Regions from separate parts of the Homo sapiens genome. Here region 2 is linked to region 1. A link is an interaction called in ENCODE POLR2A ChIA-PET data of the cell type or tissue named here. Cell type or tissue: Panc1. All regions are shown on one strand. Each heading gives the region's core, and the rest is flanking DNA. Links, peaks and the distances in the headings are about the cores only.

Region 1 (5,382 bases), core at 167-5,166:
GAAAGCTGAAATAGTAAATTTAGATAGCTACATGTTGAAAATACTCCCCCCCGGATACAAGATGTCCATTGTTTGAAGCAATAAAGTGCAAATGAAACCCGTCTTTACATGCACAATTGGGCATGTGCTTCCATAAATGCCTGATTGTGTATGCAAATGAGTGTTTTGCGCACCCAGTTACCTGCTTGCTGTATTCAGATTTTTAGGGTCGATGTAAGTGCTTTTATTATTTTTTTAATAAAATTGTTCTAAATTATCTGTGGATGAATGATGCTTTAGAAAATTGTTATTTCCCTAAAATCCAGATTTAAACAAGCGCCTCTGAAACTTTGCAATGAATAGTTATGTATTAGTAAAGTCACGTGCAGAATTCAAGCAATTATCTGGGTGCTTCAAGGTAAACATACCACTGTGCATACATTTGTCACATAATTCTGTTATTTTAGGTAGAAGAAAGGGCCTAGTTCATCCAGCTCATGTAGCTTTGCACTTTATTTAACTAATTCAGTCAAAACACAGGGCCTAGAATATAAGGCAGTTTCAGCCTCCTCTTGGAATACATGCTGGCATAGGGAAGTGGATCCATTGCACCACAGTGATCATATGTCCAAGCGAATAAGCCTTCCATATAATGCCTCCTGACTTGCATTTATTCTGGCTTTTCTCGGAAAAGAAATAGCGAATGTGAGGATACACTAAATTAAGGCTACAGAACTGTGAGTGGAGAGGAAAAATCTCTGAATAATTTTCTTGACACTTCATTCAACCCCTTCAGGACCTATGGTGATAAAGCACTGAAGATTTATTTTAATGTGTAAAAACCCTGCTCTGTTCCCCTGGGAGATGCTAAAGAAGACACTGGGAGGCTCGGGGATAGTTTATATTTATCAGGTAAAGTACTGTCTGCTCACTAATAAGCTTCATAAATATTTTTCCCTTCTCTTGAACTTAAAGAAGATCCAGATTTGCAATCTAAAAAAAGAGAAAAAAAGAAACAAATTTCAAAGGTTCTAATACGTTAGTAGAAAAATGTATCTGCATTACTAGCTGCTTTGTTGGCGAGACTGTTTGAATATCATTTATGTAATCCTGACTTCATTGACACGCCATCAACTAGCCAAGCATTTAATCACCAAGATAGATGACTAGGTCAGGCGCATACTACCTATTTATATATTTTTTACTTCTGTAGTTGTTAAACCTAGAAAAGGAATTAGATTTTTTTTTTTTTAACTGAATTTGAAGCTGAATTTTTCTGGCGACTCTTTCTGGGTGAAAATATCAGTCCACAAGATGTTACACAACAGTCCCTTACTGATGATTTCTCCCTATTTCCACCGTTTTTTTCCAATCCTGGCAGATCGGACCTTCTTAAGCTTCATCACTGAGACCAGACCACCCCCACATTTTAAGCCTGGTTCTCCCAAAGTAGGGGACAGACCTGGAATCGTACGCTAGCCTTTCTCTGAGCCTGCTGTTGAGGCTGTTGAAGGCTTGGAAACCTCCATCTTTCAGTGGCCACAGTTACTACTCTTGAGCCACAGCTTCAAAATAATTTAGCCCATAGTCTAAGTTTCCCTTGTTCAGCAGGTTTGTGCCCCTGACATTTGCTGCCAGCTATCTTTGATGCTGAATTTTATTTTTTTGGCTTCCTAGTACTTCTAGACTGGCATCCTAGACTTTGGTCTTTGCTTGGACTTTTGATTATGTATCTAAGTTCTACTTTGAATATTAAAGTTCTTAAATATTAGTTTATATATTTACTTCCTCCTATTCCCTCAGGCATTAATTAAGTGACTAATATGTTCCAGGCAGGTATTAGAACCTGGCAGTGCTCAGGACACATAGACATTGTCCATATGGAACTTTCTTGTGTCTAGATTCATTCACACTGATTGATCACGTGCCTGTGTTCAGAGCCAGGCTCTTCTGGGACCCAGAGGTCACCTGCTCTTCCATGTCCTGCTCAGGATAGTCTCTGCCTTTGGGAGACTTCTAATCTGCATTGGAAGATTGGGAAAGCTTTCCTTATTGGAGCAGCCACTTCTGTCCTACCCACCTCATGGGCAATGAAGTTGGAGAAGGACTTAGGAACTAATATCATATTCTAAAGGGAAGAGTGGCATGGAAAACATGAACTTCTGCATTTGTTTTCTTTAAGAGGCACTACGTGGAGAAGCATAGTATTAGATGTCAACTGCAATCACTTTTCTTCAGAAAGCTAAAGAGCATATATACAGACTATATATATATATATATATATATACAGAGAGAGAGAGAGCATATATACAGACTATATATATATATGATGTATACATATCCAGCTTGATGTAATTAATATATTAATATAGATCTTGTAACTCTGGTGTTCAGACCCCTGTATTTAATAGCTATAATAGAAATCACTATAGCTGGTAACAGAAAAAAAGTCATATTCTGTGGCTTTATGTCAAGAGAGAATTATATTTAGAATTTAGTTTATAGTTTAACCTTAAAGCAAGGATGACAATAGCCTTTCCCAAAACTAAACCACACTTGTAAAACTAATCAACGTCCACAAAGTTAGGATTATTACAGGGGCTTGAATTCTGCTAAGATATGGGTGTGGTTAAAAGATAACCAGCTGTTGTTTTGGAGGTCACAAGATATGTAACTTCCCCAATTACTCTTACACATAACATCACTATTGTGGAACCTCTGATTGGCCTTTTGAGATGTCTTTTAAGACTTTTAAATTGCTGACTCCATCCAGATCTGCTGCTTGTGATTCAACAGGCCCTGTGACCCCACCCAAAGGCAGACTCAGTGCATGAGGACTGTTTTCCATACCCCTATGATTTCATTCCCAACCAACCAACCAACACTCCCATTCCCTAGCCTCCTGCCCACCAAACTATCCTTTAAAACCCCTAACCTCTAAGCCTTTAGGAAGACTGATTTGAGTAATATCTCCAGTTCTTTGCTGTGGCCAGCCTCGCGTCAATTAAACTCTTTCTCTACTGCATTGTCATAGTCTCAGTGAACTGGTTTTTTCTGCGCAGCGGGTAGGAAGAATTTGTTGGGTGACTACAGATACTGGAGCAGTTTTCTAGATCTTTTGACTCACCGTACTGCTTTCTTGTAGCCACGTGATGATTATTTTCTTCAAAGAGAGCTCTACACCCTTGCATTCAAAAGATGTTGGCAACATGTCATTACCTATGGACCTACCTTGATTAGAAAAATCAAAACTGGTCAGGACCCAGTACAGCTTTTAACACGTGAGGAAAGAGCAGGCGGGTGGTCTGAAAGCTCCTTTCAGCAGAGAGATGTGCAGAATTTACTAAATGAGAGAAGCTTAGGTGCCTAGAAAACAGGTTTACTGAGAAGAAAGTTCCGGCAGCTTGCCAGAGGCATGCTCTCAAAATGTGAGAGGCAGCATCTCAACTCTTCACCTAACTATGTGCAAGGTGACACTTGGGGACATGTGAGCAGGACAAGGCAGGAGCCCTGCTGGATGGTTGTAGATTTAAGCTAGCCCCAACCCCTGGGTCCATCACTCATTCCCATAAATCGCACTTATGCTTCTCCCTGGAATAGCAATCATTGCAGCCCCTCCCACCTCCTTGTGTTCTATGGAACCTAAAGTTCCTGAATCCGAACACAATCCTTTCACTGTTAAGACTGGCACTTTACATAATCCTCATGTTTGCAGGCCGACTAAATGTAAATATATGCAAATATACTGGCAAGTTGGTCTGGCCCTCAGGCCTTCCAAAGAGACCTTTCCTGCTGCAAAAGTTGAGCATTGCCTGCTTAGAGGGAGAAGGATTAAGGAGCTGGTAAAAGAAGAGAGGGGACAACAGATAACTTTAGAAAGTAATATAGTGGGGAAAGAAGATGTAAGCATAACCTTCCTATAAATAAGCAAGTCACAGCTAGAAAGCAAAGCTCTGCTAAGGTAGCACTGGGATGGCTGTCATCGACAGTAGCTAGGCCTGGGGAGCATTTACTCACTAGAGGCAGAAAATCACTGCAAGGCAATAGTTTCTGAGGCAAATGTGAGCATCTCCTAAATTGCATGAGGCCCAGAAATTGTTTTCCCCTTCCTAACGTTAGAGAAGTCTATAAAACTTCTCTTGCTACAGCCACAATAGGTACTTTGTTGCTGATGTTTCACCTAGAAACCTCAGAAGAACCTGCTCACCCTGGCAGAGTTGCCCTGCCAGCATTCCACAGACTTCCACAGCAAGAAATGGGAGGAGAAAGAGCGAGGCAGGATGCATATCCCGGAGCCTGAGCAAACCCACAACAATGAGCACATCATCTCTAACGAAAGGCAATGAGCAGTGTGGGTGGGACTGCAAACATCAGTGCGTGGCTTGGTAGGATGGAAGCAAAAATTAGGAACCCCGGGATAAGCACAAGAGGAGAGTCTTCACATCTCCTAAATCAAGAATTTACTTAGAGCCAAGGGAGAAAGGATTGGTCATTAGCATCAGCCACACATTGCAGTTACCCACGCCTGTAAAATATGGGAGTTGTAGTTTATTTGTTCACCCACACATATGCCTGAATCAATTTGTTTGAGTTCTCTCCAACCAAATATTGTCATTTCTTTTATCATGAAATACTTATTGATTACTCATTACATGCCAGACGCATTCAATAAGCATTTTTGAGCGTCTAATCTATGTGAGTTCTGTGCCTTAGGGATAAACATTTCTGTTCATATAGAGGGAAAGACTTTGTTCCCATCCTCAGAGTGGATACATTTTGGTGGTGAAGACAGTGTAATGTGTAACGCAGTAGTTACGGTGTGGTGTGATAGAGCCACACCCAGGAGTTTGGCAAGTGGGAAAGCCTGAGCTCATATGACACCTTCAGGTATTTAGAAGAGAGAGCCCTGAACCAAGCAGGCAGAAGTAGGGCGCTGCAGGGTGCACTAAAGGGCAGGGAGAGGGTGGGGATCGCCCCAGGCCTGCCATGACATGACCATCAGGGCACACTGCACCTCCTGGGAAGGCCCTGAGTAGGACAACTTCTGCCTGGCATAAGCATTGTGTGTTGTGGACCTTCTCAGGAGAAGGCAAGCTGTCCATTAAGGGATTGTTCCAGTATCCTCTGGTCTCTCCCTCTAAGCAGGTGGCATGTCTACACACCAGGGGCCTACACCTGCAACTCTAGGCAGCAGGCATCACCTGGACAGGATCTGGTGGAGAAGCTGGGTGAGGCCTCTATCTCAGAGGCACTAAGGCTCACCTTACTCAGGAAACTGGGGGCCCCTCATGACGGTAAAGTGGCTTTGTATTTGACATGCCACCACATCCTGAACATATATGTTCCTTAAGGACGTCAATGCTGGTTAGAATCTGTTCCAGTTCAGCTTGAGGAAAGGCACTG
Region 2 (5,382 bases), core at 168-5,167, 270 kb after region 1:
CTTACTTGAAAAGTCTAAGCTTCCAAGCCCTCTCCCTGGGTCTTCCCACTAGCCTTCTAGATACTTCCACAGGCACTCCCTTGTGCAATTCAGGCTAAGTGGTCTAAGGAGTCTAGGAGACTTGGACAACAGTGTGGTCACCACCCCCGGATTGACCACAGCGCCACCAGTTCTCACCAGACAGTTTCATCTTATTTATTGTAAACACAAAGATAAGGTGCTGCTTGGTTAGAAAGACATAGCGCATTGATTTGTACATGCCATAAATTGGCCCTGCCTTTGCACTTTCACGTTAATAAGTGATGATAGAGGAGCCTCAGACAGGAGTCTACTTGGGCTTTCTAAACATCACATTTGGTGGTCACAGGTAAGGATACTCAGCCTTCAGACCTGCAGGATTGAGGCTTGCAGTGGACTGTGGGCACCAGCTTGAGGAATCCCAACCACAGCAGCTCCCTGCACCAGAATCACAGGTTCCTCAAGCCCTGGCAAACCCCGGAAGAGCGTCGCTCAGGGGTCGCTGTGCCATCGCTCCTCCTCAGAAGGGCAAGGGTGCCTCAGAGACAGAAGCATCAGTGCGGGATGCCCACCACCCACACGGCAGAGCTGAAAGCGAGGAGCAGCTTCAGCTGCAGCCCTTGGGAGGTCGTCTCCCTTGGCCACCCAAGTGAACAGTCTCCTGCAGGGCTGTCTATCTGAGTGGGACATTTTTCCACTTCTCACACATCCACACTTTAAAAAAAAATAACCAGTCTAATGGTATGTTAATAATTCCAGATGGAACCCCAGACCTCAAGGGCTGAGTGTAACAGAAATTTCATGTAGGTCAAAATACTTGGATGTGTTCTTTGGGTCCAAAAATAGAAGTGGTGTTCAGGTTGTGCGAACATTCTGAGAGACCATTTCATAGGCATTTCTCAGAAGAGAAACGTGTGAGGCTGGAATGCTTCTGCATGCTGTGTGCCACAGCTTCCTGGAAGATGGCAGCCCACCCCAACCCAATAGGAGCTTCAAGGCCAGGTGAGATCACCAGCCCTTCTACCGCTGCCATCTGCACTTTGCTAAACAGAACCTGCAAGAAGAGCCTCCCAACTGACCAGGCTTCAGTCCGTTGTGGAGAGGGAGGGTGACAACACAGGAGGAAATGCTTCACAGGGCATTTCTTCCAACTACCAGCCTGTCACATCAGTGTCGGCTGATGTCACTCTGAACAGAAAGCTTTGGGGCCCAAGAAATGCCAAGAAAATGGCAGCCAGTGGGCAGGGCAGCCACCGGCCTCTTCTTGCTAATATATGCAGCGGATGTGGCATTTCTGACAATATTGCTTCTGCCTCACTTGCCATTTAATGTTAAGAGGCTTCTAGAATCTCCTGCATTTAAAGAGTAATGACTGTTTTCAGGGTAAATGCTCTGTTAAATAACCCTGGATTATTGTGTCGTGTTATTACATTTATAAAATGGCATTTCAAAAAATAATAATTGTTTTAGAGTTAATTGATGTTTTTAACCATCACTGTGTGGAGAATTTTTATTCAGAAGACAGGGAGTGAGCAAGGGAGAAAGAGATTTCCATCGAGAGAGTCGGTACTGAAAATAGAAACCTTTCCTGCATGTGAAATCCTGGTACAGAAGGCACTCCTCCTCTGAGCACTGCTTTCAATAAGCTCGTTTCACTGCAATTAAAGCAGCCGCAGGACAAAGGTAAATCTCAGCCGCATTCCCGAATGGAGTCTGCAGGCCTCGGGACTGGCAGTGGTACAGCAGGGCTGGGGGTAGGGGGCCTCAGCACATATTCGCCGGCCATTATGCCCCCACAGGGGCAGGCCGGGCCCCAGAGCAGCCTGAAGCAACGGCAGAGACCTGCAGCTCCACAGAGCAGTGACTTTTCAGATGTGAAGGTAATTACACGGCCGAGAGTCTCAGAATTTCATACCGCAAGAGGCAGAGCTGAATGCAGGGATATTACAGAATAAAACTTGGAAATTCCAAAATCTTCACATAGGGAGGATGCAAATGGCGCACAACCCTGAACCGCATCCCAGGTGCGGTGGGGATGATGTCACTCTCTTCCTTCCTATCTGAATCCTTCTCTCACTCTCCTCAAGCATGTCTAGAGGGCAGTGCCTCCCATTACGTGAGTGACAGATGATCCCTTCATCACCTGGTTTCTTCTTACAAGTATTTCCCTGAAGTAGGAATTGGGTATAATTTTTATGCTAGCTTTAAATATAAATATATGCACACACATAGAAGATAAAGCTCATTTTCATGATGATGGAGCTTAACAGACAGCCCAAGTCTTTCCAGTTGCAACTCAATTGCTGTTTCCGCAATATATTCTATCATCCAGAATCTTCTTACAAACCCTCAGGACCATTGTGGCTGCATGACAGGAGCCAGAGAATAGCAGAAAGTGAACAAAGACCCCAGGTAATTTGGAGGAAACTAGAAAGATGTTGGAATGCAAGGGTGAAAAGAATGATGGAGATCATTTAGCACAAATCTCTAATTTATAAGATGCAGAGATTAAAACTGAGAACGTTAAGCAACCTTCCAAGATCATACATCTGGATATTAACGCTGCAACAGCAACCCTCATCTTCTGACTCCAGAAATCCTACAATTCACCCCAATTCTCTTCTACCAGTCCTTGCAAAAGTCTGCGTGTAAACAATATCCATTTTCTCCCTTACTCTCAACCACCGCCATCAATAATGTGCAGGGTCAACTTTGCGAAGAATTTCAAGAGAATTTTGATATCTCAACAGCTGGAAACCAGTCATTTGAGCAACAGATATATGTCCTAGCTTCTTGAACTGCCAAATAACCAGTAGATGAGTCACTAATTCTGTGAACCCAGAATGACCCTGCAAACAATCATTCTATGGTGCAGAAAGAGACACGACAGAAGGAAGTTGGAATCTATTACCTCCTAATCAAAGCACACTTGGCAGAATGCCCTGGCTTTTCACACATTCATCAAGACATCCCGAGGAGAGTTTGCCTGATTGTCTCGGGAACTCTCCTAAGAGTAAGTGGACTGACATGTTATGCGAAAGAAAGTCAAACACAGAGACCAGTGAGCGCCATCTGACAGCAAAGATAGCAAGCCAAGTGACTCTCCAGTCATACAATGTACCATGAGCCTTGGCATCACATGCACTGAGGGGACCCTTCTCCTCTGTCCTCACACTCCATAGCCTCTTTAGCACAAGGCCACCCAAAGAGTGCAAATATGACTTAAAGACTTCACAGAAAGTGTGCCCCTTTCTCCATTTAGTCCAAAAATGATAAAGTTTGTAGTTACAGCTCTGTGTATTTAAATATAAAGAACTCTAATATTTCTAGACTTGTCAGGCAGGTAATTCCAAGAGTTGGAGCACTCTTTGCTGTCACCCAGGGACACACAGGAGCTTAGATTCAGAATGCACAGAGCTGGAAGTATCAGGTGAGTTATCCCTTTGTTCCTCTTCAGGACACAGGAAATGGAGGAAGTAGAGGTTAATCATCTTGAAAATTTGGAACTAATTGAGACGCATCAGTGAGATTCTGGGTATTAAGCTCTGGGACCATTAGAACACTTGGAATCTTCAGCATCCTATACAGCAACTCATGGAATAACATGGACTCTTTCTGACATATAAAAGAAATAAAGTCCTTCAAGACTCCAATAAAAAAAAAAGACAAATAAATAGCTAAGACTGCAAAGCTCTCAGATATAATATTGAAATTTTGACCTTATCTTTCATAAAGCTTGAAACTGTGATGATAAAATATTGTGACAGAAATATTTATATAGTATAGTACGTTGCAAATTCAATAGGTGACCAAGATAGTTTTGAATGATTTTGAAACTGTTATATTAGGACCAATATACAACTCAATATATGAGTCACCAGGATACAATAAACCCCTTTCCACCTCTTGGTTATGAGGTCGGGAAGCACAATTAATAATTAACTTCATCATCAACACTAACATCAATGTCATTATTATAAAAAAGCATATTTTTTATGAAGCACTTCATGCAACTAGTTAAATAAACATTTGGAAACCTGCAATCTATATACTTACAAATGAAATGAAAGGAAAACTCTAAAATGGATTAGAAAAATATCACCAAGACAACCCCTATGACAGCTTTCAACACAATCCTATTTTACTATGCAGACCAACAATTCTCAAATTTATCATCTCTTGTATCAACTATTTGGAATACCATCCTAACTGGGGTTGCTTTTTGTTTTTGTCTTTGACTCTCATCTCAGCCCACATCGCTCCATATTCCATGTGCTGCTGCTGGAATGACTGGTTAATACATCTTGACTTTGCTCAGAACTTTCAGTGGCTTCCCGTAGGATAAAATCCATGCCAGATCTTCCATGGGGACTTTGAAAACAACTTAGCAAATTAACAGGCAACTTTTCACCATATATCAAATATATGTCAGGGACTATTTGATGCTTTCGTATTTATAATCTTAATTTACCATTAGAATAATCCTTGAGGAGAGGCATTAGTAGAGTTGGAGTTGCCTGGAGAGACAACCTGGAGAATGTTATACACAACCTGGCAAATATTCTACATATTACCACAATCTCCTATTTTTTCTGTCCTTTCTTTTATTATTTAAAAGTAAGACATAAACAAATCACAGATTGTCATAACTGCATTGATTGAAATTGATACATGGCAACATTATGAGATTTTATGCATTTGTGCTGGCAAAGTAACTTAAAATCAATGATTTGGAGAGAAATTATTCAGGAAATCTTAATGACTTATTATGGTAAAAACACTTCTAAGAGCGGATCCATTAATGGAGGACTATTACTGGAAAGTTAAATTTAATATTCAGGAAATCAATTAACTAGTATTTAATTACTTAAAATTATGATCCATTAGTAAACATTGGTAAAATTTGCTTACAAATATCACTTCTGATTATGAGTCATCGGGAAACAAAATGACTAATATTCTACCATCGAAAGCAATTTGATTCACTTCACATTCCCCCTTTCTGTCTTTCTGTGAATGACTATTGTGTAAAGCCAGAGACCATTAGAGCAGAAAGATGCACTGAGGCCATCTGACCCCTCCTCATTTCACAAGGCCGACTCTCAGTCCAGTATAGTGCCGTGGGCCTCCAAAGGTTGCACAGCTCAACCCGCACTGCCTTGGGACTAGAATCGAAAGCTCTCAGCTTCTAGGGCAGCCCCCTTTCTGACCATGGCTCCTTCTGAAATGACCCACAACTCCAAGAGGGAACCATAGGGCACATACCCTCATTCTTTTTCTCTTTTTGGAGCTAGTAAAAATCCATATCTGCTTTAGAAAGTCATGGGGCCAAAGTCCTTTCTCTCAGCTCCACAAGAGAAGGTG

What was found. Peaks named below come from ENCODE experiments on the same cell type or tissue, not always from the same donor. Only the 100,000 strongest peaks of a DNase experiment are listed, where the experiment ranks them.
Region 2: POLR2A ChIA-PET joins it to region 1 with 5 read pairs; 2 of 35 experiments call an interaction of 5 or more read pairs at or near these places.

Annotation. Positions count from the first base shown.
Region 1 is chr11:132,635,922-132,641,303 of GRCh38, forward strand. All of the region lies in intron 3 of OPCML (opioid binding protein/cell adhesion molecule like), which reads right to left. Among named protein-coding and RNA genes, the nearest start is that of NTM-IT, 350 kb to the left of the region's middle. In Panc1, for the core only: no CTCF peak of the experiment used is centred there; no DNase peak of the experiment used is centred there.
Region 2 is chr11:132,908,486-132,913,867 of GRCh38, forward strand. The region is part of intron 2 of OPCML (opioid binding protein/cell adhesion molecule like); the gene reads right to left. Among named protein-coding and RNA genes, the nearest start is that of OPCML-IT1, 450 kb to the right of the region's middle. RefSeq lists an enhancer at 1,879-3,078. In Panc1, for the core only: no CTCF peak of the experiment used is centred there; a DNase peak (open chromatin) is centred at 2,951.